Linked DNA regions of Mus musculus: regions 2, 3, 4 and 5 are each linked to region 1. Evidence: chromatin loops called from intact Hi-C (ENCODE). Cell type or tissue: left cerebral cortex. All regions are shown on one strand. Links, peaks and the distances in the headings refer to the core of each region. The heading gives the core; the rest is flanking DNA. Region 1 holds the start of Mir124a-3 (microRNA 124a-3). Region 2 has its middle 9.7 kb from the start of Bhlhe23. Region 3 holds the start of Gm14340 (a long non-coding RNA gene). Region 4 has its middle 19 kb from the start of Gm14340. Region 5 holds the start of Gm14342 (a long non-coding RNA gene).

Evidence for each region. A loop is a pair of places that touch in the nucleus more often than their neighbours do. Peaks named below come from ENCODE experiments on the same cell type or tissue, not always from the same donor. Only the 100,000 strongest peaks of a DNase experiment are listed, where the experiment ranks them.
Region 2: it touches region 1 in a loop (4-fold over the local background); 15 of 42 quality-filtered maps call a loop at or near these places.
Region 3: it touches region 1 in a loop (8-fold over the local background); 6 of 42 quality-filtered maps call a loop at or near these places.
Region 4: it touches region 1 in a loop (3-fold over the local background); 10 of 42 quality-filtered maps call a loop at or near these places.
Region 5: it touches region 1 in a loop (2.6-fold over the local background); 3 of 42 quality-filtered maps call a loop at or near these places.

The regions. Positions count from the first base shown.
Region 1 is chr2:180,891,816-180,898,251 of GRCm38, reverse strand. Mir124a-3 (microRNA 124a-3) reads right to left here and starts at 4,212; the gene lies at 4,145-4,212. In left cerebral cortex, for the core only: a CTCF peak has its summit at 3,214 (motif pointing right); DNase peaks (open chromatin) are centred at 3,306, 3,863, 4,390, 5,228 and 5 more places; H3K4me3 peaks cover 3,440 bases; H3K27ac peaks cover 5,000 bases.
Region 2 is chr2:180,783,411-180,789,846 of GRCm38, reverse strand. No RefSeq gene overlaps it. Among named protein-coding and RNA genes, the nearest start is that of Bhlhe23, 9.7 kb to the right of the region's middle. In left cerebral cortex, for the core only: a CTCF peak has its summit at 2,920 (motif pointing left); DNase peaks (open chromatin) are centred at 1,216, 1,967 and 2,915; H3K27ac peaks cover 42 bases.
Region 3 is chr2:180,823,978-180,830,413 of GRCm38, reverse strand. It overlaps Gm14340 (a long non-coding RNA gene), which reads left to right and starts at 5,407. Exons shown (of 2, transcript XR_003953989.1): 1 at 5,407-6,156. In left cerebral cortex, for the core only: CTCF peaks have their summits at 1,540 (motif pointing left) and 3,515 (motif pointing right); DNase peaks (open chromatin) are centred at 4,770 and 5,427; H3K27ac peaks cover 3,091 bases.
Region 4 is chr2:180,803,002-180,809,437 of GRCm38, reverse strand. No RefSeq gene overlaps it. Among named protein-coding and RNA genes, the nearest start is that of Gm14340, 19 kb to the left of the region's middle. In left cerebral cortex, for the core only: a CTCF peak has its summit at 3,229 (motif pointing left); a DNase peak (open chromatin) is centred at 3,255.
Region 5 is chr2:180,840,075-180,846,510 of GRCm38, reverse strand. The region is part of intron 1 of Gm14344 (a long non-coding RNA gene); the gene reads right to left. It overlaps Gm14342 (a long non-coding RNA gene), which reads left to right and starts at 1,216. Exons shown (of 3, transcript XR_867162.3): 1 at 1,216-1,408; 2 at 6,391-6,436. In left cerebral cortex, for the core only: a CTCF peak has its summit at 2,662 (motif pointing left); a DNase peak (open chromatin) is centred at 1,091.

The DNA of each region.
Region 1 (6,436 bases), core at 698-5,697:
GGGCTGACACTGTATTTAGAGTTGGGCTTTATTGTGAGTAGTTCAAGGATGTTGATTCCGGCGCTCTGGCTATCTGGACACACACTGAGAATAGCTCCGTAGCTCCTGGTATAAACTCACAGTGGTGTGGCCCCAGGGGATGAACAGGCTAGATAATGCCCAGTCCTCCAGGTGCTAGGCTCATCTCCTCTGCTCATGGTCAGTGGTAGTTTGGGTGACAATTCAGGCAAGAGAAGGACTACATAGGTTCTACAGACATCTCTGGGGTAACCTGACAAGACCTGTTTAAAGTGGCTGAGAACCAAAGATGGGACCTAGCTCCCGGGAGAGTGCTGTCACACGACAGAGTGCAGCGTGCTCCTGTCCTGCTGAAAAGGCCTCCTATCCCCTCCATCAGAGCCTCAGTGGAAACGGCGTGTATGTGGACTTCTAAGTTGTGTCTGGCCCCCACTCGAAGCACAGATGATAGCTCTATCTTTTATCTTCCTGATGAACGGCTTTCTAGGTGGTGGAGATTGCCTCAATGTCAAGGCTGTGGCAGCCAGGTAGGAAGTGTAGACCTTGGAAGGGCAGGCATGTTGCTATTATTACTATTAATTTTTGTTGCTATTATTACATCTTGGCTGATGCTAGGAGCTAGGGACATCTGTACCTAAGCTCTGAAGGGATGGGAGCAGCTGTGAGGGTGTAGGTGGCACAACAGGCTGTGCAAACGGACCCTTTTCATCCTCCCTTTAAATCAAATTCTGCCCGAGCCAGCACTTTCACGGTTCAGCTTCCAAGGAAGCCTAGGCCTGCTCATGTGACCAACTAGGAGGTCGCAGGTAGCCATGGGGATACTGGTTTACCCTTCTGGTCAAGCTGATGCTGAGGAGCAGCCTAGACCTCTGTTGGTAACAAAGGTCCGGGAACCTGTGTTGGGTAAAGGCAGAATCCTGTAGAATTTAGGGTACGAGTGGGCAGGCATGGGCTAAGGTAGAGGCCCCTGCAATCTGGACTCCCATGACTTTTTGATCACACCCCTGGGAGGTGCTGCCAATGAAGCTCTATTGTGGAAAGTAGAACTTGTGTGCCATGTGGACTGGGCATAGCCTGAGGCTGGGAGGAGATCTGTGTGTGTGCACTAGAGAAGCTGATACCTGTCTTGCTTCCTCTTGGATGGGGCCGCCATGCAGAATCAGACCCTCTTCGCTCCCTCCTGCCAATTGAAGTTCTTCCCACGTTTTCTTCTGTCTCTCTAACAAGCTATGGCAGGAGCACTCTAGCATCTTAATTTTCCCTCTGAAACATCTCTGCCCCCACCCGCTGCATCAGGAGTGAAGGTTGGGGCGATGAGGCGCAGAGAGGCTGGAGCCTCGGGTAGAGACTACCAGAGCACAGACTTCAGGGCAAGCAGTGCGGGGCTCCTGGATGCTTCCACGTGAAGTGCTGTGACTGGGAGCTGGAAGTATGGAGACAGGAAGCTGAATTCTGAAGCATCTCCAGTCCCAATAGGACAAAAAGGCTAAAAGTGACATGCTCCCCTCTGGAGAGAATTAGGGTTTCCCAAGAAAGCTATGAGGTGACTGCTCTGGGACAGCAGCTATGCTGCGCTTCATTCGGAGTGGAGATGTACTATATTGGATGCTCGAACCGTGTCTCTCCTTTCTCTAGTCCCTACACTTAAGAGGGCCCAGTGCCGATGGAGGTTTATGTGAATGTTCTGAATGTTCTTTCCCCAGCTTGCTGTTGACCAGGTTGGCACCCAACAAGCCCGTATGCTGAGCCTTGGCTTCTAAATAGATCAGGCAGTCTATGTAGGGATGAATGTATTTTAGGATAAACAGGGATGGACATCCAAGCTAGCCCACAAAGGCTACAAAGCGCGGCTGCAGAAAAGGCTGCTGGTCCCGAGAGTCAGAGAGTGATGCTTGCACTCAGCCCCCTACGGGTAGATCTGAGATTCTAAGTCACCTGCGTGAGGCCTGCCCACACCCCAGCAGACAGTGCTGCACCCTGAGCACAGTAAGGATTGAAAAATGGCCTTCCTACCGAATGCCCCATGTCTGCTAGCCATGCCCAGATTGGTCCTGTGCCCCTGAACTGAAGCCCCTAGCCTCCACTGAAGGGGGTGCAATGAAGGTGAGTGAAGGTGATTGCTACTCAACCTGGGCTGGGGCACAGGGCAGCTTGCCATGGGCTTTACCGCCTATCCACTCTCCAGCCCACCTCCCTTACCATCCTCCCCACCCCGATCTCTGCTCACAGCCCAGAAGGTCACTGTGGTCAGGAGCCAACTCTCCAGCAAGGGCAGCGGTGGCACAAGAATGGAGCTCTAGTTCCAGGGGAGAGGCAGGGGGAATCTTCCCTCTGGGAAAAGAGCCAGGCTGCAGTGTAGAGCACCCCCAACAGAGCTCAACGAGGGGCATAGTCCTGTGCCCCCTAGGAACCTTTACACTAGAGGACTGATACCTCTACCAATTCCTTCAGTATTGCTTTGAGTTCACCTTGCAGCTCTTCTGAGGGAGGAAGGGAAAAAGAGACAGCAAGCCCAAGGTCAGAGCTGTGGTATGCTTGGGCCCCTTCTCCACCCTCCAAGAGGCAGAGGTTCTGCAGAGGCTCTGCTTTGGGGACAGGATGCAAAGGCACTAGTGGTCTATGAGTGTGTGACTGTGTGCATCTCTCCATGGAGTACTGAAGCAGTCTCCCTGCAGCATCTCTTTGTGTCTTCACGCGGGCCCTTTTGTCTTGCTTTTCTGCAACTGCACAGGACTTGAGGCTAGGAGAATTTGGGCGGTCAGTTCTGGATCTGGGTCAGAGCCAGGAAAGGGGCTCACACTCACCCCATGAAGATGAAAAGCAAGTCTGCAACTTGTCTGAGGGGGTGGGGGTGCAGAGGTTGTGACCTCCTCCACTGACAGTCAATCCTAGGTCATCAGTTTCCAACCTGTGTATCAGGACTCCTTTGCCAAACTCTATCTCTAAAAATATTTACATTAGGATTCATAACAGTAACAAAATTGCAGTTATGAAGTAGCAACAAAATACGAAGTAGCAACGAAAATAATTTTATGGTTGGGGGGAGGGGTCACCACAACATGAAGAACTCTATTAAAGGGTAGCAGCATTCTGAAGGTTGAGAACCATTGCCCTAGGTAATAGGGCCTGTAACCTTGGGGATCGGAAACCTTGCTGGGAGGAGACATGCCAGAGCAGAGTCTCATACCAGGACGCCAGCAGGTGGCGCTGGCTGCCGAGGACAGGAAAAAAAATGCCTGCAGCAGACCTGAGTGGGTGTCACTGCGGCTGCAGATGGTGGTGGGGGAGGGAGGAGGAGGATTTGTCATTTTCTCTCTGGGCTGCAGAGCCTCACGTGCCTCGCGTCCCGCATAGCTGGAGAGAGGTTTGGGGGCGGGATGCGGTCCAGTGTATCCACCCAGATTTAGACCTTGGATGCAGATGCAGATCCCCCACTTCCACAGCTCGAACCTCAACCTAAGGTTCAGGGGTTTCTTCAGAATCAAAGTGATCACCGCCTTCACCCTGCGACCCCAACTAGAGCGCCCAGGGGACAGACTGCAGTGACCCCAGACCCTACCCCATTTCTCTGGGGTTGCTGCGGCAACTATCCAGGGCCCCCTAGATGGGAACAGTGATACTCATGACATCCCTTCGCCCCAAGCGCATTAGCGCCCCGTCTCTCTGGGTGACTCCACGGCCAGCACCGAGGACAGCGCCCAGGACTGCCCGTGGGTAGCGGGACGCGCCAACACAACCCGGGAAGCTGCACACTTCCCTCCCGCGCCCCTCAGCCCGCCGCTTCCCCAGCCCCTCCCTTTGTCTTCTGGCCCTCGTCTCCCTCTTCGGGATCTCGAGCACTCAGAGCTGCGGACACACGTGGTCAGGGGCCGGGTGGCCACATTCTCCCCCGCGGTCGCCCCCACCCTTCTCGTGACGTCCTAGGCATGCGGGCCCCTTTGTGTCCCGCGGCCAGATCCCCGGCCCAGCAGCTGGGCCGCCCTCTGGGCGGGCGCATTGTTCGCCGGATTTGTCCGCGGAGCGAGGGGCCACCGGGGGCCGGGGCTCGCCTTTTTCCCGCGGGAGGGGCGCCGCGACGGCCGGGCTCCCGGGCCATTTCCATGAGAAAGGAGCGGCGGAGGCGCCTCTCTTGGCATTCACCGCGTGCCTTAATTGTATAGACATTAAATCAAGGTCCGCTGTGAACACGCAGAGGGGCCCTCAGGGCTGCGGCGGGCGGCGAGCGGCTGGACCGGGTCGGGGCCGGGCTGCGGCTTGCGTGGGGTCCTAGCCTGAGGGGCGCGAATGCTCCAGCTTCTTCGCCGCGGGGCGGGCGGGCGGGGCGGGGCTCCGCGCTAAGCTGGCAGTGCTGCCCTGGTCCGCCCCCAACTCCGAGGAGCCAGTTTTCCTTCCCCTCCCCGAGGTAGAGAAGGGCCCGGGCAAATCCCTCGGGGCGTTCCTGCAGTAGGGACCCCTCGGAGCCGCGGCGAGGGAGATGCAGGAGCCGGCCGGGGTGAGCGCGCGTGCTCCGGCCTGCTGCAGTCTTCTGACGGGTGCAGAGCCCTCTCCACCCCGGCGGCGCAAGCCTCTCCGCAGCTGCCCTTCCCCGGCTCCTCTTCCCGGCCCCACCAGGAGTGCGTGAGTGCGGTGAAAATAAAGAACCTCGATGTTCGGAGATGAAAAGCAGTCTCTTTCTACAACCCGCCGAGCTCTCTTCTCTTACGCCTCTGGCTGGCGAGAAGCTGCTCGAGGAGAGAAAGACGGGGTGACCTGAGAGACCGGCTCGCCCCGGCACGGGCCGCCAGCGCAGTTACCCGTCCGGGCGCGAGCCGCCGCCGCCTGCTGCTTCTCGGTTGCCGCCTCCGCTCCGCAGCACAGCCTGCGCTGTCGCCCGATCCCGCCTCCGCCTCCTTCTTGGCGCCCGCAGGACCCGCACGCTACGGCCCCGGGTGGAGGAGAGCGCAGGGACAGTGCCAAGGAAGCCGGGCAAATTCCTGAGGGCCGGGTGGGAGCCCGGCGTCCGCGAGGTCGGCACTGCGGGAGTCTGACTCCCACTCTCCTTGCCTAGACCGGGTGCGACCGTCCCCGCGCTCGCCGCCGCCGCCGCTGCCTCCGCTCGTATCCGCGCTCGGCTCCGGCACCGGGCGATTATCACTGGGGCGCGCGGTGACGTCACCCGACACCGGCTCTGCCGCCTCCTCTCGGAGGTGTCCTTGAGAACTGAGGGGCACGCGCACCGCGTACACGCGCACTCACGCACCGCGCGACCCGTGCCTCCCGCGCACACGCTCGGCGTCCCGCTCCGCGCGCTCCTCGACTCACACGGATGCAGCCCTCGAACGCCTTCGATTGTGCCCGGCGCCCCGGGGTCACACGTATGCAGAGAAACTGCCTCTTGGACACTCTCGAACCGCTCATTCTGTCCTACTGCACGACCCACGCAAAAGCTTCTCCCGCAGCCCACCGACCGCAGCTCCTCTACACCCACCACCAGCCACACCCCGCTGTGCAGCGAACACACTGTGCTTGCCTCACACAAGCGGCTGGTCCTTCCGGAATAACCACTCTACACAGTGGCTTCTGAGCCTCTCTCTCCTGGGGGGGGGAAAGAAAGGGGTCCTAGCCTCCTGCTGGCGGCCCTATGTGGAGAAGGGAGTTAGACATCTCCCCCAACCCCCATCAGAGACTGCTCCCCTTTTTCACCCTTTTTCTAGCTGGGTAGCGAGTCCTTGCTTACGAGGATGGGAGAAACACAGTCCATACTTCACAGTTGACTGCAATTGAATCTACTCTTTGCAGTCTATTGAAGGGTGACTACCTTGATCTGGGTCTTTAGGGCTAGAGATCAGCGGCTTTCCAAAAATAAAAAACAAAAAAAAAAAAAAAAAAAAACCCACGCCACTCTAGGCCTTCCCAGCGGGCCTTTGTTCCTGCAGACTGGAAGAACCACACAGAAGTAGGCAGGCCTCTGTCCTATCCTTTCTCCCTGGGCCAACCCAGCCCTTGACCACCTGCCCTCTAACAGAAGCTAAATGACCCAGGCATAAATTCTTCCCCCTCCCTTTCCAACCTTCTCCAGCCCCGTGGGAACCCCCGAAGACACTCAGCTGGGAAGGAGGTAATCTCCGGAGATCTCATCCCACTGCCCGAAGGTCCTCAGAGGGTCAGGATACTTCTCTCCCAACCCCAAATCCTTCCCTTTGCAGGTGCCAGTCTCAACCGACGCTAGAGAATCCCCTCTTACACAGACAGCTAAGCCCACCTTTGCTTATGCCCAACCCAAAGTCAAGGAAACCACCCACGGCCTGCCAGCACCTGCAGCCCGAGGGACACTGGCTGGTGGCTCAAGAGTGGAGGATCTAGACTCCGAGCAGAGGCTACTCCCTGTTGGAACCAGCTCCTCTTTGCCTGGCCAGTGGTCCCTCTCCCTAGAGGGTAC
Region 2 (6,436 bases), core at 850-5,849, 110 kb after region 1:
GAAGGGGGTGCCTCTGTGGGCTCAGGCTGAGACACACCTTCTCCCTGAGGTTCCATAGAGTATGGGATAGAGTTTATTTAGGGCATGGGGAGGAGACTTGAGGAGGGAGGAGAGAGAAAAATGGGAAGAGGCTGGCTAGGAACACATGGGGGTAGGGGAGTGGGGAGAGAAAGAACAGAGGGTAAAAGAGTAGGAGAGGAAGAGAGGAAGAGAGTGAGGAGGGGGCAAGTAGCATACCTGGCTGTTGCCAAGTAACTGGGGCAGAGCCTAGAAGGGATGCCAACAACCATCCCATAGTTCACTCTCTGCTATTCTCTGCTTCCCTGGAGATGAGGGTTTGTGTGTAGACCTTTCCTTTGATCTATGCATATGGAGAAGCTAACACCAGAACACATGCTCACCTTGCCCTGTGTCGGGGAGGAGTTGGGTTCCCTTGAGGGACCTCCCTCCTGAGGACACCCTGACTTTACAACTCAAATTTAGTCTAGCAAAGTTGCTCCTGATCGATACCGTTAATGTTTGTTTTGAAACTGCAGCACAAGCAAGCTTTTAGAGTCCTACAATGCTTTTCTCTGGTTTTTTTTTTTCTAGGTGTTTGCATTTCATCTCAGCCAAGTGCAGAATCATCTGTGGGGCAATGTGGGAACCACAGGGAGAATCATTAACAGACACATTTACGTTCCCAGTGCATCTCCAGGCATGCATATCTGCTCAGATGCTGCAGGCGGCTCAGGCTCTGGGTGCTGCAGCCAGGCTGTGATTGCCAGGGATCAGCACGATAGCACTGATGGGCAGGGCCATGCAGGCAGCCTCCTATCCAGTCTCTTCCCGCAAAATGGAATAGGTAATGAGCCCAGCTTGTCTCCTTCACAGATCTTGAGGGGATCTGGCTCTCTGCCCCCTGTCAGGCTTATGGTCCCTGCCATGTGCTCTCTCACGCTTTCCTTGTCAGCGCTTCTCCTGCTCAGGCTCTGAAGTCACAGAAAGGAAGATTGGCGGAGGGCGGAGGGCGGGGGGGGGGCGGGGGGGGGAAGAAGGGGAGATCCAGACAGGCATCAGATATCCCCAAGCTCACAGATAAGAGAACACCATGCCCATCACTCCACACTTCATGTTCCCAGTGGGCAGGCATCTGATCTCCCTCTGCAGCCAGATAGCGACAATCCAGTTCTGCCAATGAGGTCCTGGATAGCTGCCGCACTGCAGGCTGACTTCCTCCACTGAGAAACACCAGGAAACTAGGTCACTGAGTTCCTGGCTTGGAGTTGTCCTTCCAGAGGTCACCCTGCCACCCTGTTTAGCAGGTGCTGATAGGCTTCCTGGGCCCCTTTTCCCAAGTCCCACACCAAAGGAGGGAGAAGAGAGCAAAGCCCAAGCAGGTTGACCAGGAGTTTTGACAAGAGTCACCCTCATCACAGGCCAGAGCCCAGAAAACAGCTTAGCCCTCACAGGAATGTGCCCTGCAGGGTGGTGGATCACGATGTTCTGGGATGGCCTGTCAGGAGTGAAGAGCAGACTTGTCCAGCACTTCAAAAAGGTCTCAACAAATCTGTTTCCAGCACAATGAGATCAAAGTCAGCCCGCAGCCCAAAGCAGCCAAGGTGCAAAGGAAAGTAATTAGAGAACGGGGCTGGGGAGATGCTTAGTAAAGTGCTTGATGTGCAAACACAAGGACCCAAGTTCATTCTCCAGATCCATAGGATCATAGGCACAGGCATGGCGTTACCCTTGTAATCCCTGTGCTGCAGAGGCAGAAAGAATCTCAGGCATTGCTAGCTAGCCAGCCTTGCCAAATTGGTGAGTTCCGACCAACCAGCGAGCCTCTCAGCGTCACTCAGGGTTGTCCTTTGGCCTCCACAGGCACGAGCGCGCGCGCGCACACACACACACACACACACACACACACACACACACACGGGGGTGGGGGGGAGCAAACCTGCCAGCCTAACACACTAACACAGTTCTGTATCCAAGGAAAACATCCCAACAGTTGCAACAAATAAAGATGTTTTTAGACAAAGTAACCAGCTATAGGCTGAGAGAAACTATCACCAGCTTGTACTGAGCAAGCACTGACACCATTCCGGATGAAGGAAAGCCATGCCAGATGGGTCTACACAAGAGAATAGAGAGCCAGATTCAGAGAATATCAAGTAATGCATAAGGCTGCCATGTGAGCTTCTGTTTGTTTTGTTCTTGAGACAAACTATGTAGCTCTAACTAGCCTGGAACTTGCTGTGTAAACCAGACTGGCTTTGAACTTACAGAGGTCACCTGCCTTACAGATTTAGAGAGACCTATGGATCCAGCCCACAAGAGTCTGACCTCTTCCTGGTCTGTCTTCCTATGCCTGACGCATCCTTACTGGCATAGACCCTCTGGCTTTGGAACTAAGGGACGCCCTGACTACATCAGCCATCACAGGGCCATGTCCTGGCCTTTCCTTGTCCTCATCCACCTTGAGAGGCCCCTCTAAAGCATCCTGAGAGCTCATTAAGGCAGGGCTGCTATGTCCAAAGGAGGTCAGGGAGAGAGGGCCCTACCTTCACCACCTGCTAGACGTGTCTCTGCTGCTCCTGGAGGCTCAGAGTCTACAATCTGGTCCCAACAACAAAACAACTAAGACACCCAACTACTGGACTATTGCCTAAAAACCTTACCCGTACGTGGGTGTGGTGACCCGTCGCACTTGGGAAGCAGAGACAGGAGGATCTCTGTGAGTTTGAAGCCAGCCTGGTCTTCAGACTGAGTTCTAGGACAGTCAAGGCTACAAAGAGAAACTCTGTCTCAGAAAAACAAAAGACAAAGCAAAATAAATGAATGACAGTAAAAACAACAGTAACAAAACAAAATAAAACCTCACCTGTAATTGGACAGAACAACACAAGATCAGAGGCATACTGCCCCCTGGAGGCCAGAATAGGAACTCCCCAAATCTGCAACACCAACTTCCCTAACTGCTTCTAGAAGGATCAAAATCTGTTCCCTTGCTTGGACAGCAGACTTTCCTCAGACAACAGAGGGAGACTTGGCCAGAGATCTACAGCCCCTCCCAGATAAAGCCACTACTTCTAATTTCTAAGATGCTCAACAGGGGACTAAGGCCCAGGTGACCTTCTGAGGGTGTTCTCAATTCTTGCTTAGAACCCTAGAATGAAACATTCTGAGAAGGAAGCCTGCTTGAAGTAGGTCCATGTTGGGTGGCCAGGGCTGGGAAAGGGACCACCATACAGGAACTACCATCCTGCTCACAAGAGGGAGTTGGTAAGGGCCTTTTCTCTAACACACACCAGGGACCTGTTGTGTAGGGTGTAGCCTGGTCTGCTTAGTCCTGCAGTCCTCCTGTAGAATCTGCCTTGAACTTAGGGTTGTCACCACTCACAGCTCTAGGGAACAGGAGTAAAACAGAGGCTCAAGGGACAGTCTGGCTGCTCCTTAGAGTATGGGCTGGGCTCAACTCTGGTCACAACCAGATGAGCATTGCACTGGTTCAGAGGCCAGGAAGGGCTCTGGAAATCCTCCCTCCTGGAGGGAACTGTGAGCCAGGCCTACCCTCCACAGCTTCTTCAACAGGCAAGCTTCTACTGAAGACTCTGAGGGTGTGTGTATGCAGAGGCAGACTTTTCTATTACTGTGATAAAACTCCACAACCAAGGAAACTTCTGGAAGAAAGGATTTTTTTTGGCTTATGATTCCAAAGGGATAATATCACATGGTGATGGAATAGAGGTGTCATGTGACTGGAGCAGAAGCTGAGAGCTCACATCTCAAATCACAACCAGGAAGCAAAGGGGCTGTACTGGCAATGAGCATGTCTTTTGAAACCCCAAAGCCTGACTCTAGTGATACACTTCCTGCTGCAAGGCCATACTTCCTACGCTTCTCCAAACAGGACAATCAACTGCAGAGCAAGTATTCACATGCCCTCTACTTATGCGGGACGTCCTACTAAATGACCAACCCACCTCACCCAGAAGTGACACTGGTCTGTTTGCTGTATGGGGCAAGGTGATCACAGGCCAACTCAGGTACAGAGATGAACAGGAAGACACCGCTGGATGGAACAAGGCAGAGAGGCAGCTCACAAGTACAGCAGGAACTAAGGAGCTAAGGCAGGAATTAAGACTGAACAGTGGGGCTGGTGAGATGGCTCAGCAGGTAGGAGCACCCGACTGCTCTTCCGAAGGTCCGGAGTTCAAATCCCAGCAACCACATGGTGGCTCACAACCATCCGTAACAAGATCTGACTCCCTCTTCTGGAGTGTCTGAAGACAGCTACAGTGTACTTACATATAATAAAAAAAAAAAAGACTGAACAGTGAGACAGAAAAGTTCAGAGTCCTGGGGTTTCAAAAGTGCCAGAAGCCAGTGAGCAGAGATGGCGGGGGTTCGGGAGGGGGGTCAGGGGGTCCAGGATGAGTCTGCCTGGCAAGCTAAAGACACATGTGGAAGGGTATACACAAATGCTTCTGAGATCCATAAACTGGGGCCTGTAAATGTCAGGATGAGAAAAGCCAGCCTGGGCCCATCATAACCAAAGCAAAAGACTCAGAGGCACCTGGTGTCAAAGGTGAGAAACCACTTCCCATCACACATCACTGGATACAGAAGGAGCAATGGGAACCCACTTGCCTTTGTACTGGGCAACAGTGTGCAGCTGAGAGGTGCCTCTGCTCAGGAAAGCAGAGAGCTGCATGTGTTCTGGAACAGCAGCTGCTAGACACATCGACCTCCCAAGGAACGTCCTCTCTAAGCATGGTTTGGCACTGAGGGACATAACTCAGGGAAAAGGCAGCACTCACCATAGGGATGGATTTTAGGCCCCATTAAGAGAAGAGGTGGTTAACACTTCATTTTGAGTAAGGACTCTCGGAAGTGAGGGTGAATAATGAGTTCTGATAATGAAACACGGTGGAGGCCCCGGATCCCTGCAGTCAGCCGAATTCTCCCTGGAAGAATAGAAACAGACTCTGAGTGGTGTCTGCAAAATGGTTTTCACAAATAGAGCACTCAGCATACAGTGAGACACCCAGGCGAAGTGGGAAACAGTACAAATGGTAGCATTAGAAACCCCAGACCAGACATGTGCAGACTGGCTTGGGTTTGATTACACAGTGTTTGAGGGAGAAGACAACACTGCGAACTTCAGCAGAGACCTGCAAAACCAAACGAAAAGTTCTAGCACTGAATACAAATTCCAGATCTAATAACACCTTTAAGGGCAAATTCACCTGAAGAGAGACTACGCAAATTAGTGAGGAGCAAGAAGAAAATACTAAGAGTGGATGACAGATAAGACAAAGAGGAACACAGGAGTGATGGAGGGATTCTAGAAGAAAGATCAAAGCACATGTAGCCAGAACCCAGAAGAAACAAGTGAACATGGGGTTAATGAAACGCCTAAGACATGGGTGGTGGTGATGTATGCCTTAATCCCAGCACTTGAGAGGCAGAGGCAGGAAGATTTCTGTGAACTCAAGGCCAGCCTTTTCTACATAGTGAGTTCCAGGACAGCCAGGGATATACAGGGAGTCCCTGTCTTGAAAAAACAAACAACCAACAACAATTAAATAAATAGCGTCAACAAGATTTCCAAACTAATCAAAGTCAAAAGCAACAAGGTGTGAATTCAAGAAGCTCATAAGATTAAAAAGGACAGACAGGAAGGAAGGAAGGAAGGAAGGAAGGAAGGAAGGAAGGAAGGAAGGAAGGAAAGAAGGAAAGAAGGAAAGAAGGAAAGAAGGAAAGAAGGAAAGAAGGAAAGAAAGAAGGGAGGGAGGGAGGGAGGGAGGGAGGGAGGGAGGGAGGGAGGGAAGGAGGGAGGGAGGGAGGGAGGGAGGGAGGGAGGGTGAGCCTTTCCAGTCCCACACATGCACATATGAAGGGCTTAGAAACCAGTTCTCACAACCTGCCCAATAGAAAACCAGGCAAATTGAGGATCAACTTTCCTAGATGCATCAGACTGCCATGACCACAGTCTGATGGCCATGCCCTCCCCAAAACTAGAGAGACAAACATATCCCAGGACCTATATAACCTACTGGGGAAGATAGCCAAGGTCAGGGCAGAAGAAACTGCCGTTAACTGGCAAACTGCTGCAGGCTCTGCAAGGGACAGGCTAAAATAGACCAGGCTTTCCAAAGACCATACTTTCCAAAGTACGACCTTCCTAGCTCCACTTCACAATAAATACAGGAGAAATATCCCCTTGTTCTCTAGGTACATACCACAGCAAGCAAGAGAAGAAGAAAGATCAACAAAGACACTTAGAGGAATGCAATCAGGAAATCAGGCCAATGAACATGCAGCAGAGCCCTGCCCTATGCAAACATATTCTATAACTGACTAGAGGCAGACAGAGAGGACGTAAGGAGGTTAGGGTTGCACAGTACTGGGTATAGCCTCTCTCTCTCTCTCTCTCTCTCTCTCTCTCTCT
Region 3 (6,436 bases), core at 703-5,702, 68 kb after region 1:
TATCCCATCTATGAACTGATACAATGCATGAAGGGGCCATTTCTGCAGACCCAAAGGTGTAGGATCTCCATGACACAGGGCAACACGGAATATCCAAGAAGACTTCCAGTGAGGATCCAGTATTGATAGCATAGCAGAAGCCAGAGGCCTTGAACCAGACAAATGACTCATTGCAATGAACATTTGCAAATAAAGATGTGTGGACAAAAGGGTGTGCTGTATGACACACTGTGACACACTGCAGCTTCCATGACAAGATTATGTTTTAATTATTTTCTTTGTTGGGGGTGGGGTTGCAAAGGTGGAGGGCAGATACAGAGGGACAGGGAGTGAGTGGGATTGGAGTGCATGGTGTGAAATTCACAAAGAATCAGTAAAAAGTTTTGTTGGGTTTTTTTTTTAAAGCATCCCAGTACGTTTGCCATGAAAGTCGCTAACACAGAGAAAATATTCCTCTTATGAGAGATGCTTTAAATACAACTGCTAAGGCAGCAGTGAGCATGTTTGCATATGCTAAGCAAGCATGGCCTTTCTCTTTCCCTGCTTCTCTAGGAATTTCCCAAGGAGCCTCATTTACAGTAAATGCCTGTCCTAGCCCCTTTGTGCAATTCATGCAGTGTATGGTTTTACCTTGTCAGATAGCAGTCCTAAGGAAGGCACCTCAAGGGCCATCTTATAATCACACTTACTGAAAAGGGTGAAAAAGAGATTAAAAAAATAAAATGAAAATTCTAACTAATCCCTTGAGATGTGCTTCAAAAAAACTACCAAAATCATATGCTTGGCTACTGTATAAAGACACACAGGCTAGTCTCTTAAGGAGTCTACACCCATACTTGGGTGTGCCTTGATATTTTTTCTGAATACTCTAGTTCTATTAAAACTTTTGCTTGAATTTATATTAAAATAGCTTCCTAACTCTGCTGACTCTGGCTTCATTCTGGCTCTGCTTCATTCTGGCTTATCCTGAAATTCTTTTCTGCAGCGATTAAGTATTACAGCTCTTCCTGAGTACAGGTCTTGAGAAAGGATTTGGCCTCCTGCAAGTGGGAATATGGAGCTGTGTCTCTGGTGTCTTCGTCCACTGCCCTGACATTCTAAAAATGGCCTCAGTAAGCCAGGAACGCTGGTGTTGGTTCCCAGGGTCCCTTCCTCTGGGCAAATGACGTCAGCCAGATCTCCACTTTACCAAAATAACTGAGATAATCAAGGTAAACAGGAAAAGGTTTATCTTGGCTCGAGTTTCAGAAACTTCAATTCATGGCATTTTGGCTCCACGGCATTAGCAGGGTAAACCATCAGCGTTCAGTGTGGGTATAAAGGCAGAGACTTAACCAAATCAAGTCCCATCTCCAAACAGCCTTCTGAATATGAGCTCATCAGTGAACTAACCCATCAAAAAGTTCACACCCTCAGGAATGACTCAACTCGGGGCTGGAGAGATGGCTCAGAGGTTAAGAGCACTGACTGCTCTTCCAGCGGTCCTGAGTTCAATTCCCAGAAACCACATGGTGGCTCACAACCATCTGTAATGGGATCTGATGCCCTCTTCTGGGTATGAAGGGAGCAACAGTATACTCATGTACATAAAATAAATTACAAAACAAAACAACACCAATAAAAACAAAAAGAATCACATCCCTCTCGGTACCACCAGCTGAGGACCAGGCCATCAAGACTCAAGTTTATGAAGGATACTTCATATCACCATGCAGCAATATTGCAGTTTGTACCTGGTGAGCACTTCTAGGAAGTCATTGATGAAAGCCCTCAGGACACAGACAAGGCCAGCCACCCCTCATCACATACAATAATAATATCACATAACCCCATATTTGTACAGAAACTGCCCATCCCATGGTTCACCTGATTATTTTAACCAGAATTAGCATGTGACTCAGCCTCTAATTGCCCTGCATAATTGTTCAATCTCATAGTAACACTTTAATTTGCAAAGCAAAAATAACCATGTGATTACCCTGCAATTACATGATAGTTACTAATCAATTACTTCTATAGAGTTTCTGCGTGTTTACAGACTGGTTAATGCCCACATATCCTTTCCCAGAACCCTGATCTCTGAGTGTCCAGCTGACATTCACTCACTGAGCCCCATCTGTTAGTAGCAGAATCCAACTCGGGGCCTTCTGTCAAGCCCTGGGCCTGTGAATGCCCATTGCTGTCTGTCTCCCTGGCTCCTCTCTACTTCCCTTTCACACCCACAACAGAGCCCAAGATTAGAGAAGCACCCATAGATGCACAGTAGAGGTAGTGGGGCCCTACTTCAGCCTGTAGCATCAAGGACTACTCTGTTCAAATGTGAGAAGCATAGCTGGAGAGACAAGAAGCTGAACCCATTTAAACCCAAAACCTCCTCCCTACACCTCAGACTGAGGTGAGGGGCAAATCCAGTGTCCACAGTGGGAAACAAGCTCTACATACCTGGAGAACCAGTGATGGGTATCTGGCTTCTTGAGTCCCTGGCACGAGCAACTGCCTTCTAAGAAAAACCCACAAGGGTTAGAGAGACGGCTAAGCAGTGAAAAGCATTGGCTGCTCTCGAAAAAGTCCCAAGTTAGATTCCCAGCACTCACAGGTGGTTCACCACCATCTGTAACTCCAGTTCTAGAAGACCCAACACCTTTTTTTGGCCTTCGTGGGCACAAGGCATGCATGTGGTGCACAGACATGCAGGTGAAGCACTATACTCTTAAAATAAAAACCAACCTTGCTAGGTGCAGTGGCTACCTTTAATACCAGAGGATAACAACCCACAGAGACGGCAGAGGCAGGAGTATTACAGCTTGTTCCTGCCCAACCGAAGTGAGACCCCGTCTCTAAAAACCAAAATAAGTAAAATAAATTATGAAGAGAGAGAAGAAGAGGAGAAAGAGGAAGAGGAAGAAGAAGAGGAGAGGACAGGAGAAAGGAAGGGGAGGGGAGGGGAGGGGAGGGGAGGGGAAGGGAAGGGAAGGGAAGGGGAAGGGGAAGGGAAGGGAAGGGAAGGGAAGAATTACCAACAGACTTTTTCCAAGTACAGAATGAGCACAAGCAGGGATGGATCTGATCAACAGAGCACAGAAAGGATGTCCAGACATGCAAAGTCCTTTGTTTCTCTTCATAAGTAACTTAAAACACTAGTGTAGGTTCGGGTAGTCTCAGAATGGATCCTCTGGTCTACAGTAGAAAACCATGACAGCACAGAGTGTCGCCACACCTGAATGGAAGGAAGTCAAGGTCAGCTAGGTCTCATTTACCACACAAGAACAGTGAACGATGAAAGCATAATCAAAAGCACACAATGTATGTTTATTGCCTTGAGAACATATGATGCCATGCCTGTAGAACAATACCAAACAGGCTCAGGGACTAGAACCCTCCACCTTCCTGGAGTCCACAGGGCCCCAAGATAGATTCTGGTGAGATCTTCCCTGAACCAACCATAGAAAAGCAGCTCAGAAACACAAGAGCCAAGTCTTTAACCAGTAGAGGGCAGTAGGTAAGATAACTCCACTGGAGGGAAGGCAGTTAGGGTGATGACCCCTACATGAAAGAAAAAGATGGCCATGGAACTAGTTTCCAGGGCCTCAGGATGGGCTGGGTCATCCCAGTAGGCACCATATTCCAATACTCTACTACATCAGACAGGGGAGTCTACAAATCCTTCCAACACTGTGTTGAGACCCACAGCACAGGAACTGTGAACTCAGGAAGGGATTCAGGGCTGCTCTAGCTGTTCTGCTCTGACCTGTTCACCCTGGTTTGGCTGAAAGGAGGTGCTCTGCCCTAGAAAGTCACATGCAACCATTTCATCTACACACATAGCCAGAAATAAATGACCCCAGAATAAGCCTCATCCAGTCTTCAGAATTTTTTTCAGTCCCTCTTTTTCTATGGTCAGTTTGGGAGGAGGGAATGAGGCAGGAACAGAACAAGAGAGAAAGGCTACACACTGTATGGCTGGCTCAGGTCTCAAGAGACTCCTGTGCACACAGAGGGGTGATTTTCAGAGCAAGTCATAAATGCTATGTAAGGTGTGGGCATGCATACACACAAACATACATACATATGCACACACATATGTACACTTATGCCCAAAGTTGCATTTTCTGTACATACAGCTTTTCCTGTTAAATGTCTATGTACAGACACCCTATTTTAGATCAATCTGTAAAGCTGGTACCTGGCATGGCTGGTAGTGAGCACATGGGCCACAGCAGCCAGGACCCCATGAGCCAATCAAAAAGGATCCTACAATCATCCCATACTCCGTACCCCACAGCTTCAGTAATGTCGTCTTTTCTGGTTCATGCTGGGGACCAGGAAATGCCCATGTTTGACCTGAGAAAGTGAATGGCCTTTGAACCTGGTGTCTGACACGGAGAGCAAGGCTGGGATGAATCTGATGCCATGTTTAGTCACCTGCAAGGAGACCACTTAAACAGCTAAGCAGCCTGACCCATGAGCTGGGTGGAAACCGGAGACTCATTACAGCTCAGAGCAAGGGCCATTGGCTAGAAGGGAGACAGCTTTGTAGGCATCTAGGGCACCCACTGGAGGGTCAGAGTCCTTCAGAGCAGGCTGAGCAGGGGGTGAGGGAAAGCGGAGCTGGGATTCTTGGCTCACCTTGCAAGCCTTAGCTCAGCTCAGCTCAGCAATTGGATGGGGGCAGAGCTTCCTCTACCCTGCCTGCCAGCTGCTTTTAAATGCAATGGGGCCACTCTCATCCCTCCCAAGCCCAGGGCTTAGCAGACTTGGATTTCCAACGTCTGAAATCCGAAAGGAGAAATAATCTATCTTAGGCAGGCTCAAAATAAACCGCAGTGTGAAGCGCAGTGAGGCGCACTGCAGTATTGTGTTGCTTCCTGCCTCCCTTCCCAGGGCAGGCAATTCTCTGCAACGCCTCAGTGCCTGCTTTAAATCAGTGTCCAGACCCAATAGGCAGGTTCCCAGGAGCCCTTCTTACTGGAGAATGTGAACAATACGCTAGGTGATTCACACACACACACACACACACACACACACTCGTGTGCACACATGTGAGGAAAAGACACAAATGTACTCACAAATATAGACACACACATAGATGGGTGCCCACAGAGACATATGGACAGATATACTCCGTGCAGGGAGAAGTGGTAAGGCCCTGTGATTCTCAGGGGAAGCAGCATCTTTAGTGATACATATGATAATTAAAGAATACAATAAACACAATTACCATGCTTTAAACAGTTTATTAGTGAAGCTTATCATAAAATCAGAATAGAGTGCTCTAGGGTGGGTTGGATAACAGCTTCTAATCCTCAGAGTCATAAAATCCCTGGCTTGGAAGAAATAGGCCTTTCTAAGTGATGGAATCCGTGGGTGTGAATGGAGCAGAATTAGGACTAGCTTGAATGTGGCAGGTGGAGGTGAAGCTGGCAGCTCTTCCCTGCATAACCAGCCAGAAAAGACACAAGGGTGTGGCACAGGCTGGGCCTGGAGCAGCATCCGCAGGATGCTTACTGTGATGTATGAGAGGACCACATGTCTCTGAAGGATGTAGGATGCTGGTTTGTTCCATTACTGAGAGCCTAGCAGACTCAAAGGAGAAGTAGGTAAGGCCATGACTTGCAAGAGGCAGTAGGTTTTATGCCTACCTTGAGGATCTGTAAACCATGAGGGGCACTGCCAACGGGCGAGAATTCAACCTGGACCTCTTTGGTGCAGGACTACCTTGAGACCACACCTCTTCATTGTGACAGACCCAGAAGGAGATGTATGTCAGACAGGCTACCGACAAGAGAAAGGCTGCTGCACCAGGAACAAAATAAGGTGAATTCTAGACACATGTGAGGAGCAGGCAGAAGACAGCATGCTAGAGAGCAGACATTTCATTGTATCTACACCGTAAAATTGCAACTGTGTATCCCTCAGAGCTGAGGTGTGCCACCTACGTGAACTGCAAGGCAGCCACAGCCCTGCCCTCTGTGTCCTCATCCTGGAAGAGGGTTGCTTTGTCCATCTGGAAATCTCTTAGAATTCCATGTCTGTGGGAGGCAGAGGAGAACGCAGAGCTGGAAGGTGATATGCGGCTTCTGCCTGGAGACTCCGCCCCACCCCAGACTTCCTGTGTCTTCTGTGAAGAGGTGATGAATCCACTGAGTGGCACTGAAGGTATCACATGGGGAGTCACACGGGGTATCAGGACTGTATATGGCTTAACAAGAGAACCTGGTCACCAGCACTGGCTGAGGTCAAAGGCAAATCTTTATTCAGGGTACAAACTGCTGGCTTGTCTCCAAGAGAAGGGAAATCAGCCCCACCAAAAGAGCTCAGGCTTTTTATAGGGTGTTTTTAGTTTAGTTTAGTTCAGTGGGTGTGTAGCAAGAGAACATTAAGGAAAAAGGAACTGTTACAGGCAGAAGGAACTGCAGTAAGCAACGCTTTTGGGGCT
Region 4 (6,436 bases), core at 853-5,852, 89 kb after region 1:
CAGACTGGGCTATGTCTCAGGCCAAAGTGCCCCTCACCACCATACATGATCTCACCCTGGGCTGATGCATTCACCTGCTCCAGGAAATTTTACAAGCAGCTCAGACCCCACTTTCCCCCAGAGCCCTGAAGCAGGAAGTGGAGGAGGGGCAAGAACCCACACGGTGTGATGTACCCCACCTGACTTGGTTATCTGTGCTGCTACATGGTTGGGACCTGAAAACAGAACAAGGGGACTCCAGATTATTTCTCCAGTGGCCCAGGGAAGGGGAAGAGTGAACAGATTGTGACTGTCTGTCCGTCTGTCCATCCATCCATCCATCCATCCATCTCTCCAAACAAGTGTAAGCCACGAGTCACTTGGAAAGCAATAATTCATCCTTTGTGAATGTGCTCAGTGGCTCCCCTGAGGAGTCTGAGAGAAGAAGGTCACTGGCTGTCCACTGACTGTGGTGGACTCAGCTTCCCAACTTAAGATCCCAACTGGTCTTTTAAATCACCTCTGTCCCAAGCTATCAAAAGCTATGACCTTCCTACACTTCACAAATGCCATCCGGAAGAAGCCCCTGCCATGCTTCTTTCCACTGTGAGCTCAGATGATCTCATCAAGCTTTCGAGGATCAAAGCCCCTTAACGATGCAAGAATTAATTGGAGCTTAAGAGCTGGACTACCTCTAGAACATTCATGGGGTGTTCATTGGCATGCTGAAGAGATCATACAGTCAGACCTGATGTCATTGGCCCACACACACACCTTCACAGCATGCCACCCACAGACATGGCCCCATTTTCCCTAACCAAATGAGCTAGCCCTAGCTCCATCAGGTGAGCCTTTAAAGTCAATACCCACATCAGCAGAGGAAAGCGGGAGATATAGCAGGAAAACCTAGGCCAGCTTGATGATGATCAAGCAGTACAAAGGCTCTGAAGGAATGACATCAGGCTGCCTGTGATCTCAACACCTATCTATCTATCTATCTATCTATCTATCTATCTATCTATCTATCTATCTATCTATCTATCTATCTATTTGTCTGTCTGTCTATCTATCTATCTATCTATCTATCTATCTATCTATCTATTTGTCTGTCTGTCTATCTATCTATCTATCTATCTATCTATCTATCTATCTATCTATCTATCTATCTATCTATCTATGTATAGCCCTGGATGTCCTGGACCTCATGCTGTAGACCAGACTGCCCTTGAACTCAGAGATCCACCTGCCCCTGCTTCCCAAGTGCTGGGATTAAAAGCATGTTTGATCACAGCCTGGCTCCAGTAACACATTCTTAAAGTCTTTTTCCGGGAACCAGATGAAAGTAGGGGCCACTAATATCAAGAATATCCTCATTGGAGCAGAACCCACCCAGAAAGAAAGACCAGGACAGTGTTTCCATAAGCTGCAAAAGTTTGCCTTGTTTTTTTTTAATGCCTTTTAGACATATAAAAATAGCTTTGTCAGGAACCCCAGTATATCCAAGGCTGCACCTGATAACCTGAACCCAGTGGTGTTGATTATTCAAGGTAACCAGACACAGTCCTAGAACCCCATGTTGCCCACTGGACATTATATAAGAGAGACCAAAAGCAATGCTCTGTTCTGCACATTTGGAGAGATGCCACCTTGATCTGCCCTGTGGCTGAAGAGTCTCTCCCAGGATCTTGACCCTCAAATCAGGAACTACTGTTAGAGACTGGACCTGACCTTCAGCTAAGAGGAAAGCAGCCTTGGGAAGAACCACAGTTAGGAATTCAGAGTGTGAACATTGTGTGATGACCCTCAGCATAAAATATAACTTTAGTTATACTGAGTGTGTCCTTCTTGCTCACCACACCCCAGGTGCACACACTTGTTGCATCCGTACTCAAGACTGTGTCTGTCCTGGAGGAGGGAAGCATACCTCCGTCTGAACAACTGAATCACTTTGGTCTGGCTCCACACCCTCCCTAAAACAGTTTCTGCCTAAGAGGAAAGGAGTTGAGCACAGTAGGCACATGAATGCCCTCCTGCTCTCTAAAACCTTGTAGATGCATACCTAGCTTCAACACCAAGGTGTGGACGAGCCTATCGGTTCCATTTTCAGTTACAATGGAGAGGGTACCACCACCAGTGGTGGTCCTGACATGGGGTGTGGTCTACTGAATTTCTTGTGGAAAACAAGGGAGGCTGAGGATGTAGACAGGTCACTAAGCTGGCCACAGCCTGGTTTCTGTGGCTCAATTCTAACAGTCTGGCCTCCCACACTAGGGACCCCAGGACCAGGCCCTGCCAATGTGTATAAGGATATGCACAGAGTATGTGCACACAGCATAGACATGCATGCATATGTGTGCACACAGCACTCTGTCCTCACTCCCAAAGGTCCATGAGGGCTGGGACACAGACAAGGGTTGGGTCCAAGCCCATATTTCAGGTAGCTTCCAGGTCCTGATAAGCTGTACAAGAACTCTGTCCCAATCATGATGTCAAGCATAGTCAGAATGTTAGAGCCATTGGCATCCTCATGAGAACATGCTTAGTGTGGGTAACCAATGACGTCCTTGAGCTGGACAACGCTATGGGATGTTTTCTCTTCCGGTAATGATGGAGGTCAAACACAAGGCACAGGAAAAAAACTTCAGAGAATAAATGAGCCAGAGACTGAAGTCAAAGGAAACATTGTAGCTATAGCCTTGTAACATTGTAGCTATAGCCTTGCAAGATGGCTTGGGCAGGTGCAGAGCTGGAATCCTGGTTTTAAAAACCACCAATACTTCCTTCAAGGGGTCAGAAAGATACACGTCCCTGCTGGTGTGTGTTGAATGAATGAATGATTGTGTGGATGAACCAGTGTACAAATGAGTATGTGAACAAATTAGTGAATGAATGAATCACTGAGCCAGTAGATAAAGGAGAGAGTGAGAACTGGGAATCCTAACGGCTGATTCCATTTTGGGCTCATCATGATCTGAGGCCAAGGATGGACAGAGACCTTGTCTTCAGAGACTGGGGCTAGTAATGAGCTCTCTACCAGCCAAAGGTAGGACCCTCCCATGTGCCAGGCCCACTGCTGTTATGGTGATGATCTTTCTCATCCATGTAAGCACAACAGTTAATGGCGATCACCCACCTGTGATCATTCCTTACAGGGCTTTGGGGAACACACAAAGACCCCAAAATTTAGGGCATAACTTCTCTCCAGGCTCACAAATCCCTTCCTCAAAGCCAGCATCTGGCCCACTGCTGCCCTCTGCTGACTAGCCTAGCCCAGAAAGGAAAGGGAGGGGACCACAGAACCCATCTAGGGCAGCATCAGATCCCTTGCTTCATGAGTCAGTTGCTAGGGTGACAGACAGCCTGAAGGGCCCTCAAGTAGGCAGGGAATGCCATCATCCTTCTTCCACAGGAGCCAAATTCCTCACACTAGGCCTCCTTAGAACAGCCCATGTGACCACACCCCCACCCCCACCCCCAGGCCTAGGGAAGGAGAAAACACACACAAAAGGCTATGCCACCCACTGCCCAGGGACGACGGGCACCTAGCACTTAGACACTGGCCCTGCTAGAGATGTAGGTCTTTATTCTCACATCACTAGCCAAGGCCCCCAAAGTACTCTTGCAGGCCATAGCCCTATAAACAAGACATGGAGGGTACCTCTGTCACTTGTGTTCCTGGAATCTGTGGGTTTAACCAAGAGCAGGGGTAGGGGGCTCCTCCATGGGGCCCAACACCTCAGGCTTGTCTCGAGTTGCTGGTGCAGGAGGCCGTTAAAGAAGGAGAGGCAGCTGACCCTGGCCACAAGCTGTATGAAGTCAATAGTTGGGGCCCAGTGGCTCAGCCTTCCCCAGAACTGAGCATTCAACTTCCAAGGACCAGCCACTGCTGGCAAACTCCACGATCTGCTGCTCACAACCTTAGGGAAAACACTAGCCACATGTGGAGCCTCATTGTAAGCCATCAATGACCACCAACTTGCCAGGCAGTGGCTGTACCTGCCCCATCAGTTGCCACCAGGATATGGGCAGGGAACAAACACCAGAGAGACAGGGCCTGTTGGTACTCACCTGGTCTACCAGGGGGCCAGAGCTTCCAGCAAAGTGAGACCATGACCATGACTCTGTGCTGGTAGCTGCCACCCTGAGGACTAAAAAAGCCCCTAATTCAGGGACCACCCCACAGTGGGAAGCTCACGGAGATTTCCCTTAGAGTCATTTGTTTCTTCAACAAGCTTACACCAGCCATCACTTCATGTAAACAAACACAGCCACTGATTCTAAATGAAGCTGTTTGCGTGTGAATTAATACATCATATTCTCTCCCGAAACAGAATTATTTGTCTCTGGAGGAATCAGGTTAAGTCTGGAGTGTGGGGAGGGGGTGCCTAGCTGTGTCATTTGCATATGCAAATTATTCCGCTCTCAATTAAAGGCTTGTGTGTCAGCAAATGAGACTAATTAGATTTATTTATCTATGATAATCAGCTTTTCACAAACAAAATAGATCACCCTTTCAACGATGCTGGACAAAGCATACACTAGGGAGGACCTGCCTGATGGGACTCAGGCTGGGGAGGAGACAGTGCTTAGAGGGGGTGTGGTTGCTGTAGGTGGCCCATGATGCTTGGACTGGTTTCCCTAGGCCATTTATCCTAGCTGAAGGAATGTCCCAGCAGGACTGCATATCTATCCTCACTCAATCTCTTCCCTCTACTCCAGCCACAGCAGGGTACAAAAATGGAATCAGATGCATAGTTTCAGCCCTACAAAGAGCAGCAGGAGATGGAGCCATCTGAGAGTTTTAAGAGCCAAAGAAAAATCAATGAGATGAGTGCTACCTTTACAGAGGGCAGAACAGAGCTAGCACTTAGGGGACCCCACACCAGCTCCGCTCCTGGACCCTGGTGCTAGGTACTGCTATGGGCCTCCTCAAATGTTTCTAGACATCAGAAGGCAATGCCTTATGAGGGACCACCAGAACACACACATTTTGTACCTTAGGACTACAGACACTAGCTCCATGAAGAGAAGCAACCATACTGTAGGAGGATGGAAATGAAGCCACGGCCACTTTGGTCTCTACTCCACTTATCCCTGCTTCTCTCAGGGCCTTCCATGCTCTGGGCTCTGTGTCTCTCATCTCTTGTTCCTTACTCTGCAAAGGCCTGTCTGGAACACTGACCCTCATTGCTGCCTGTTCCTGAACTTGGTGACACTTCCTAGTGTGTGTCAATGTTTGTGACAAAGAAATAAACCCATTGGCAGAAGGTAGTAGCCCTGCCCACCCTGCCTGAGCCCCTGGAGGCACCACTTCCTGTGTAAGAGTCAAATGCCATAAGCCATGAAGGGGAAACGTCTTGGAGTGCCTGCAGGGTTCCGAGGGCAGCCTGATCATGATCTCATCTGGAATTCAGACCCATTTCCCTTCAGGTACCTCTCAGGCATCATTCTACCTACCCACAGCACCAGTTGAATATGGAATATCAAAAGCCTTAGTGTCTGTCTGTCAAGCTTGTGGTGGAGCTGACATTTAGGGAAACATTTATAATTAAATTGCCTCCTGAAGCCTTAGGCAGCTCAGAGCCCCATGGGCTGCCAGAGACAGCCACACAATTCTCAGGAAGCTGCCCTCTCTGCCCTTCCTGAAGTTAACGTCTATAACTTGGCAAGGCTCTACATGGAGCACAGTCTATCAATGCCATGGAGACTCAAGGGACAAGTGCTTGTGGAACTCTCAGGCAGTTGAACAGTCAATTGGTCCAAGATGGAGACAAGATCAAGGCCAAAAAAAGGCATAGGAGTTGGGCATGATGGAACACACTTTCAACCCCAGGGGGCTCAGGAGACAGATTTCTATGAGTTTGAAGCAAGCCTGTTCTACATAATAAGTTTGAAGGTAGCCGGGACTACATAGTGAGACCCATGCTTGAACAAAAGAAAGAAACAAAGAAACAGAAAAAAGAAACAAAGGAATAAACAAAGAAACAAAGAATTGAAGAAAGAAACAAAGAATCAAAAAAAAAAGAAAGAAAGAAAGAAACAAAGAAAAGGGAAGGGAGGGGGGAAGAGAGACAGAAAAGGAAGGTTGAGCAACCATGAGATGATCCAGGCAGAATGGAATACAGCCATGAGATGGGTGCCCTTGTCTACACAGCATGATAGAGGAGTCAGAAGACCTGCACCTCCAAAGGGCTCAGTGGAGCCTCCATCAAGGAGAAAGATGGTGCAATGAACATACAGAAGACAAAATGGGAATCTCCTCCCAGCACAGAGGATGCCTGGGAGTTCACATCAACTTTCTACCTGAGAAACCCTGTCACCTTCAGGGAGGAGAGAAGGCAGTTCTAGAACGCAGCACCCAAGGTGGAGATTCTGCAGGAAATGCCTAGTGGCCCCAACCTGCTCAAAGGCACACCCAGCCTGGGCTCATGCCCTCCTTCATACTGCAAGGGTCACA
Region 5 (6,436 bases), core at 624-5,623, 52 kb after region 1:
AAGTCTTCATAGGAAGAGACCAGCATCACAGACAGTGGGCAAAGACAGAGGAGGATGTTATAATGGCTGAGGTACATTCGGGCCACCAAAACTTAGAAAAGGCCAGAAGAGTCTCCTCTGGTAACTACCATGGGGGCATGGCCCTACTCACACCTGGATGCCAAAGGCTTACCTCCAATGTTATTAAAAACTTAGTTTGTGTTGTTTTAAATCCCTAGGGTTTTTTGTTGTTGTTGTTTGGTTGGTTTTTGTTTGGTTGGTTGGTTTTGGTTTTGGTTTTTTTCGAGATAGGGTTTCTCTGTGTAGCCCTGGCTGTCCTGGAACTCACTCTGAAGACCAGGCTGGTCTCGAACTCAGAAATCCACCTGCCTCTGCCTCCCAAGTGTTTGTTGTGTTTTATTCCAGAAGCCTCAAGAGCCTCGTGTAGGTGCACCTCGTCATCTGTGCCTTCACCACATGTTCTTTAGCAGAGGCTGAGTTTTCTGACAAGTGCCTAACTTACCAACAGGGAGGCCCTCAGTCTGGGGTGTCCCTCCTTTGCCTCCACTGGAGTTATCAGCCACTGTAAGGCCTTTGCAAAACACGGAGTGCCATCTATAATCTATAATCTACACACGAGTATTGTGTCAGTTGGCCAGAGGCGAACCTAATCACCAAGTCTTGTGCTGGGAGCAGAGAAAGCCAAGCATTCTCTATGGATTGGGCAAAGTGCCCAACTGGGAAACCAAACAATTTACGGGTCTATTTTTCTCTTTTCACTTTCAATTCCTGCGACATCCAGGAGAGCTGGGATGCTAGAAGGATAAAAGAAGTGTGATTATTTTCAGCCTCTATAGCAACAAAGTTTCTCATTAGCTTCTATGCCAGCATAGGGCTGTCTCCAGGACCCAGGTATAGCAACAAAGTTTCTCATTAGTTTCTATGCCAGCATAGGGCTGTCTCCAGGACCCAGGTAGGAAATAGGACAGATGGTGTCCCAGTCATGAGTGAACCAAGCACTTGGAGCAAATTTCATGCAAGAGTCTACCAAATCTCTAATCTTCTAAGAGGGAAGAGACCCCATCCTTTTTTTTTTTTTCAGGAAGCTGAGACTGAGGAGCACCGCATGACTCATAGCAAAGTGATCTGGGGCCTGTTTGTGTGAGACAGAGTTCTGAGAATATAAAGCAGACATCTGACATGTAAAGCTATAGTTATCATAGCTTTCTGTAATCCACTCTATCTGCAATCCCAGGGTCCCTTTAAACAGCCGGTCTCCAGAGCAGAGTGCTGCGAGGCTCCAGAGACCACTGTGGCTCTATCCGAGGTGCTGACTCTTTCATCATAGCCCAGAGGAAGTGGAGATTCCACCAGTTTTGGGAATTTGAGCCTCAAGCATTCAGCCTATGCAGCCACTTGACCCTCACAGGTGGGCCCTACTGGGTGGTCAGTCCTAACACGCAGAATTGATGAGGCTTGTCTTTCCCAGTAGAATACTTATTTTTTTTTTAGTGGAATGAAAAGTAACTTTATAGCCGGGCAGTGGTGGCGCACACCTTTAATCCCAGCACTTGGGAAGCAGAGGCAGGCGGATTTCTGAGTTTGAGGCCAGCCTGGTCTACAGAGTGAGTTCCAGGACAGCCAGGGCTATACAGAGAAACCCTGTCTTGAAAAACCAAAAAAAAAAAAAAAAAAAAAAAAAGAAAAAGAAAGAAAGAAAGAAAGAAAGAAAAGAAAAAGTAAATTTATAGCAGGCTAAAAGTTGAGGTGTTATTGAGCCCTGTATAGCTTCAGACTACATGCACACGCACACACACACACACACACACTCATGCATGCACACACATGCACGCATATACATACAAGCACACATGCACACACATGCACATGCATGCATGCTAACAAACTGCAAGCTTGGCCTCCAATCCTATGGAGCTCACAGTCTGGAAGAAGAGGCTGCCCAAACCCCAATGATCATGTTACTATACTTGCCTTGAGAGCCACTAGGGAACATGCCTGCATTACAACCCAGGCTGGGTCCCCAAAGCTTTCCCCAGTAGATGCCACTCAAGCTGAAAGTGCAGCTTGGTTGGAAGCAGCTGGTGAATTTCTTCCTGAGACACAACTGCATTCAGCACCAACTAAAGTCATAGGGGCAGGGAACAAGCAGAGAGCCAGAGAGCCGGTTTCTTCTACACCTACACTAGCTCTTCTGAGAACTCAGCACAGGCTCCTTGAGAGGAATAAGGGCCTCTGTCTTGGTAGCTACACTGATGTGTGTACAAGTGCCTTTAAACTGTTAGTGTTAAGAAATGCTGAAGCTGATTTGCATCGATATGGAGTGGATGTGCTGGCCTGACTCTGCTCCCCAATCTAAACACCTCTCAAGTACCAGCTGATGCCCACTGACCCTACTGTGCCTGAGGCATAGGGCAACAAACCTCGTTTAGGGCAGGACCACTGCAAGGTTCCAGCCTTCCCTCATAAGTAACACTGACTTACATGACTCCCATGGCCCTCCATCTTCTGTCTCCTCCCCTCACTTTACGTTGTATTTCCTAAAGCAAACCCTGCATGAATGGCTTGGGCTCAGAGTATGATTCTGCGGCCCCAGCCAGGGTGAGTGCTAAGCCATAGGCCAGTTGCCTTCAGGAGTACTGGAAGCCTAGCTCCACCAGCTGGCCAAGTTCATTCCCAATTCTGATTCTAAAGACACTCACTGTGCCCTTGAGGACTGAAGCCTCATTAGACTTCATTCAGGAAGCAATTTTATGTCTCTAAGCACCATTATCCTCTTGCCTAAATAAAAACATCTCAGAGGTCATCCTGACACCTTACTCTAACTGTGGAGAGGGAGAGAAAATAAAAGCCCTGTGGAAATAAATGAGGGCATTCACCTCAAGGTGCAGCGTCAGCTATCGACGCTGCAGTGGGTAAAGGCATCTGTCACCAGGCCTGACAACCTGACTTCAGTCTCCAGAACCTACGCAGTGAAAGGGAGAACTCATTCCCTCACATTGCCCTCTGACCTTTACATGCACATCATGGAGTGTATGCACGTGTGTGTGCACACATGTGTGCATGCACACACATACAAAACAAAAGTGAAAAACTGCAGTTTACCAATTACATTCACCTCTAGATTTCCACTTTTCGTTGTTTGTTTTTCAAGTCAGGGTTTCTCTGCATAGCCTTGGCTATCCTAGAACTTGCTTTGTAGACCAGGTTGGCCTTGAACTCACAGAGATCCACTTGCCTCTGCCTCCCAAGTGCTGGGATTAAAGTCGTGTGCATCACCACCACTTGACCAGATTTCCACTTCTTATGCCATTTATAAAAATTTTTCTTTTCTTTCAATTTTTTTTTTATTTTTTGAAATTTAAGTATAATTACATCGTTTCTTCCCTTCCGTTTCCTCCCCTTAACCCCTCCCATGTCCCCTTCTTGCTAATCTCAATTTCCCTCTTAATTGTTATTTTATACACACACACAAACACACACACACCCCTAAATATGTAAATTCAACCTGCTCAGTCCATTTAATGTTATTTATATAAGTACAATTTCAATTTATTTATATACGTATACAATATCCAATTGGTATTGGATAGCCAGTTAAGGAGCTCAAAAGTACTAATTTTTAGAGAAGTGAAAGCTTTCCTTATCATTAATGTGTGTACGTGTGTGTGTGTACGTGTGTGTGTGTGTGTGTACGTGTGTGTGTGCGCGTGCGTGCATGTGTGCATCGACCTGTTGTTGGTGCCCTCTATGGGGTGAAATTGTGTTCATCTTCCCACCTCTCCAGGAAAAGTAAACACTGTCTTCTCTGTGGGTTCTGCAGCTTTCTTCCTCTTGAGCACCCTCATCCTGACCTAGCCTGGCCCACCTATCCTTACATCTGTGCTTCCTTCTCATGAATCTTCCCCCCTGTGTTCCGGTCTCACCCAGAGCCCTGACTGACCAATGACACATTGCTGGTTTGGTGCTCGAGCAGAGGTTACAGAGCTCAAGGAACCTCAGCTGTGGCTCTTGCAGTGAGATGGAACAGAAAAGGAGGTGGGGGGCGGGGAAGAGGTGTGTGTGTGGTGGGGGGGACAAAGGCAGGGTGAGAGAGTCACAGCATGGTGTGCTTGCAGATACATAAATCTGATTTAAAACCCATCATCCACAATGAGAAGCTTACATGGGCAGAACTGAAGATGTTGATGAAATAATACGTCTACGGAAAACATAGTGCGAGTGAGCCCCAAAGTACAAAAATCAATTGTCCCCTAGAGAGAAAGCCAGCAGCTGAAGCTCCGACTCTCTCTTGCACACCCACACATGCACACGTACACACATGCACACGTCCATTCTTCTTAATCAGGGGTTTTTACAGGCAGAGCCTGTTTTCCAGCAAATGTTTGTGTTGTAGAATTTATTTAATCCCAATCTGGGGTTTCTACCTCGCCTTTGAACATTTAGTTCCCGGATAAGTCTTAATCAGAACTAAAGCTGGGCAGATATTAAAATCTATTTCCTATCAATAACCCCAAGCTATTACTTACTATGTTTCATCTGATCTTAACTCCAATTGGCCAGCCCTCACGGCCATGTTTTTTTTTTAACTCCTAACTCATAGTGACTTTCTCTACCTCCTTCACCTTCTGCTCCCCGACGTGGTCCTCCTCCAACCCCAAACCCAGCAACCACAAACCCACCTGTATCTCTTCTGCTCAGCTATTGTCTGTTGGTGACATTATTTACCAATCAGAAATAACTTGGGGGCAAGCTCACATATCTTGAGTCTTTGTGCCGACTCTCCCATCTCTGGAGCAACCAGGTCTTAGCATTGCAATAGACAGCAAAAGGCCAAACCTCAACATGTTTGTCAAACTTTTTAGGGGCAGAACATATTACCTTTAAGAATAGTTCAGTAGGATGTGGTGGTGAACATCTACAAACCCAGCAGTCTGGAGGCAAGAGGATTACCTCCTGCTCAAGGCCAGCCTGGCATATAGTGTAAGGCAGTATCTAAAAAAAAAAAATGTGATTTATAGAAAAGTAAGAAGATAACCCAAATAATTCCATGTAGTTGATATGATCCTGGTGTCAAAACAAGACCAACAGCTGAAAAGCTGCTGGCAAATCAATTCCATCACCATATAAAAGATGTGGTGGTAATGAAGGACAAGAGATATGGTGGTGAGGACAGACAAGGGCTGGCTCAGCGTCAGACAGTCTCTGCTGGGAGCTCAAAGAGATTCGAGAAATAAGCCATTGTATTTGTTACATTCTAGTGCTGTGATAAACACCACCAGCAAAGCAACTTATAGAAGAAAGCATTTACTTGGGCTTATGGCTCCAGAGGATTAGCGTCCCTGATGGCTGAATAAAGGTTTGACAGCAGGAACTTCTGAGTGCTCACATCATGAACTGCAAGCAGGAAACAGAGAGTGCACTGGCAGTGACATGAGTCTCAAAGCACAGCCCTGACACACCTTCTCCAACAAGGCCACACCTCACAATCCTCCCCAAACAGTTCCACAAGCTGGGGACCAAGCATTCAAACATGCGAGACTATGGAGGCCATTCTCACCAGAATCACACAGCCATGTTGTTATTTCAGGAAGACAAGAAGATGTAGCCCCAGAACACAGCATCCTCCTGAAGTGAACATTTCCAGTTTCACTAACAGCTCAGTTGTGTCATGCGAGGTTTTTCTGGAAACTGTCTTGTGAGAGGATGTTTTGTTGAAGTAGACACATGAGAGGGTGCTTTGCTGAGAACAGACACGTGGTGGTTTTCTAGAAGTTGTCTTATAAGGGGGCATGTGATGCTTTGCTGGAGCAGACACTTGAGAGGGTACGTGGTGTTTGGAAAGAATATAAGTAGAGCCCCACAGACAGTGGAAGGATGCTCTTGCATTACCACTCCCTGCAACGCTTTGCTGGTCTTTGCTTGTGTGACTTTGTGTAGAGAGAAACGTGCCAAGGAACGTCTTGTGGTGTTCCGGCCACTTCCGCTGACTTGGGGAGGAGCCTTTTGGTTTCTGCTGGATTGAGTCACTGCTACTGATTCATGTTTGGTGTTTGCTATTGGACTGGACTGCTGATATCCTGACAATGAAGACTGGAGTCACTCCCAAAGAAATACTTCTAATCAGGTCCCCCACCCTCTTGTCTTATTAACCATCTTTCTCCCCTACCTTTGGTCAGTGGGCTAGAAGGGAGATTGAACCATTTAAGAACCTAAATAAAATAGGCTTCAAAAAAATCTAGACCTGCATTCTCCAGGGTCATGTAAACCAAGAATACAATGCAAAGGTCCCAAACAAATGTTGTGACAGAATACTGTGTTTTGTAAGTCTTATGGATCAAGTACGAAAATGCCCATTTTTCGCTTTTGTTTGGTTTGTCTTGAATGTCATAGCCAAAGTATCAGAGGAAACAAAACAAATGGGAGCTGGCCCAGACGT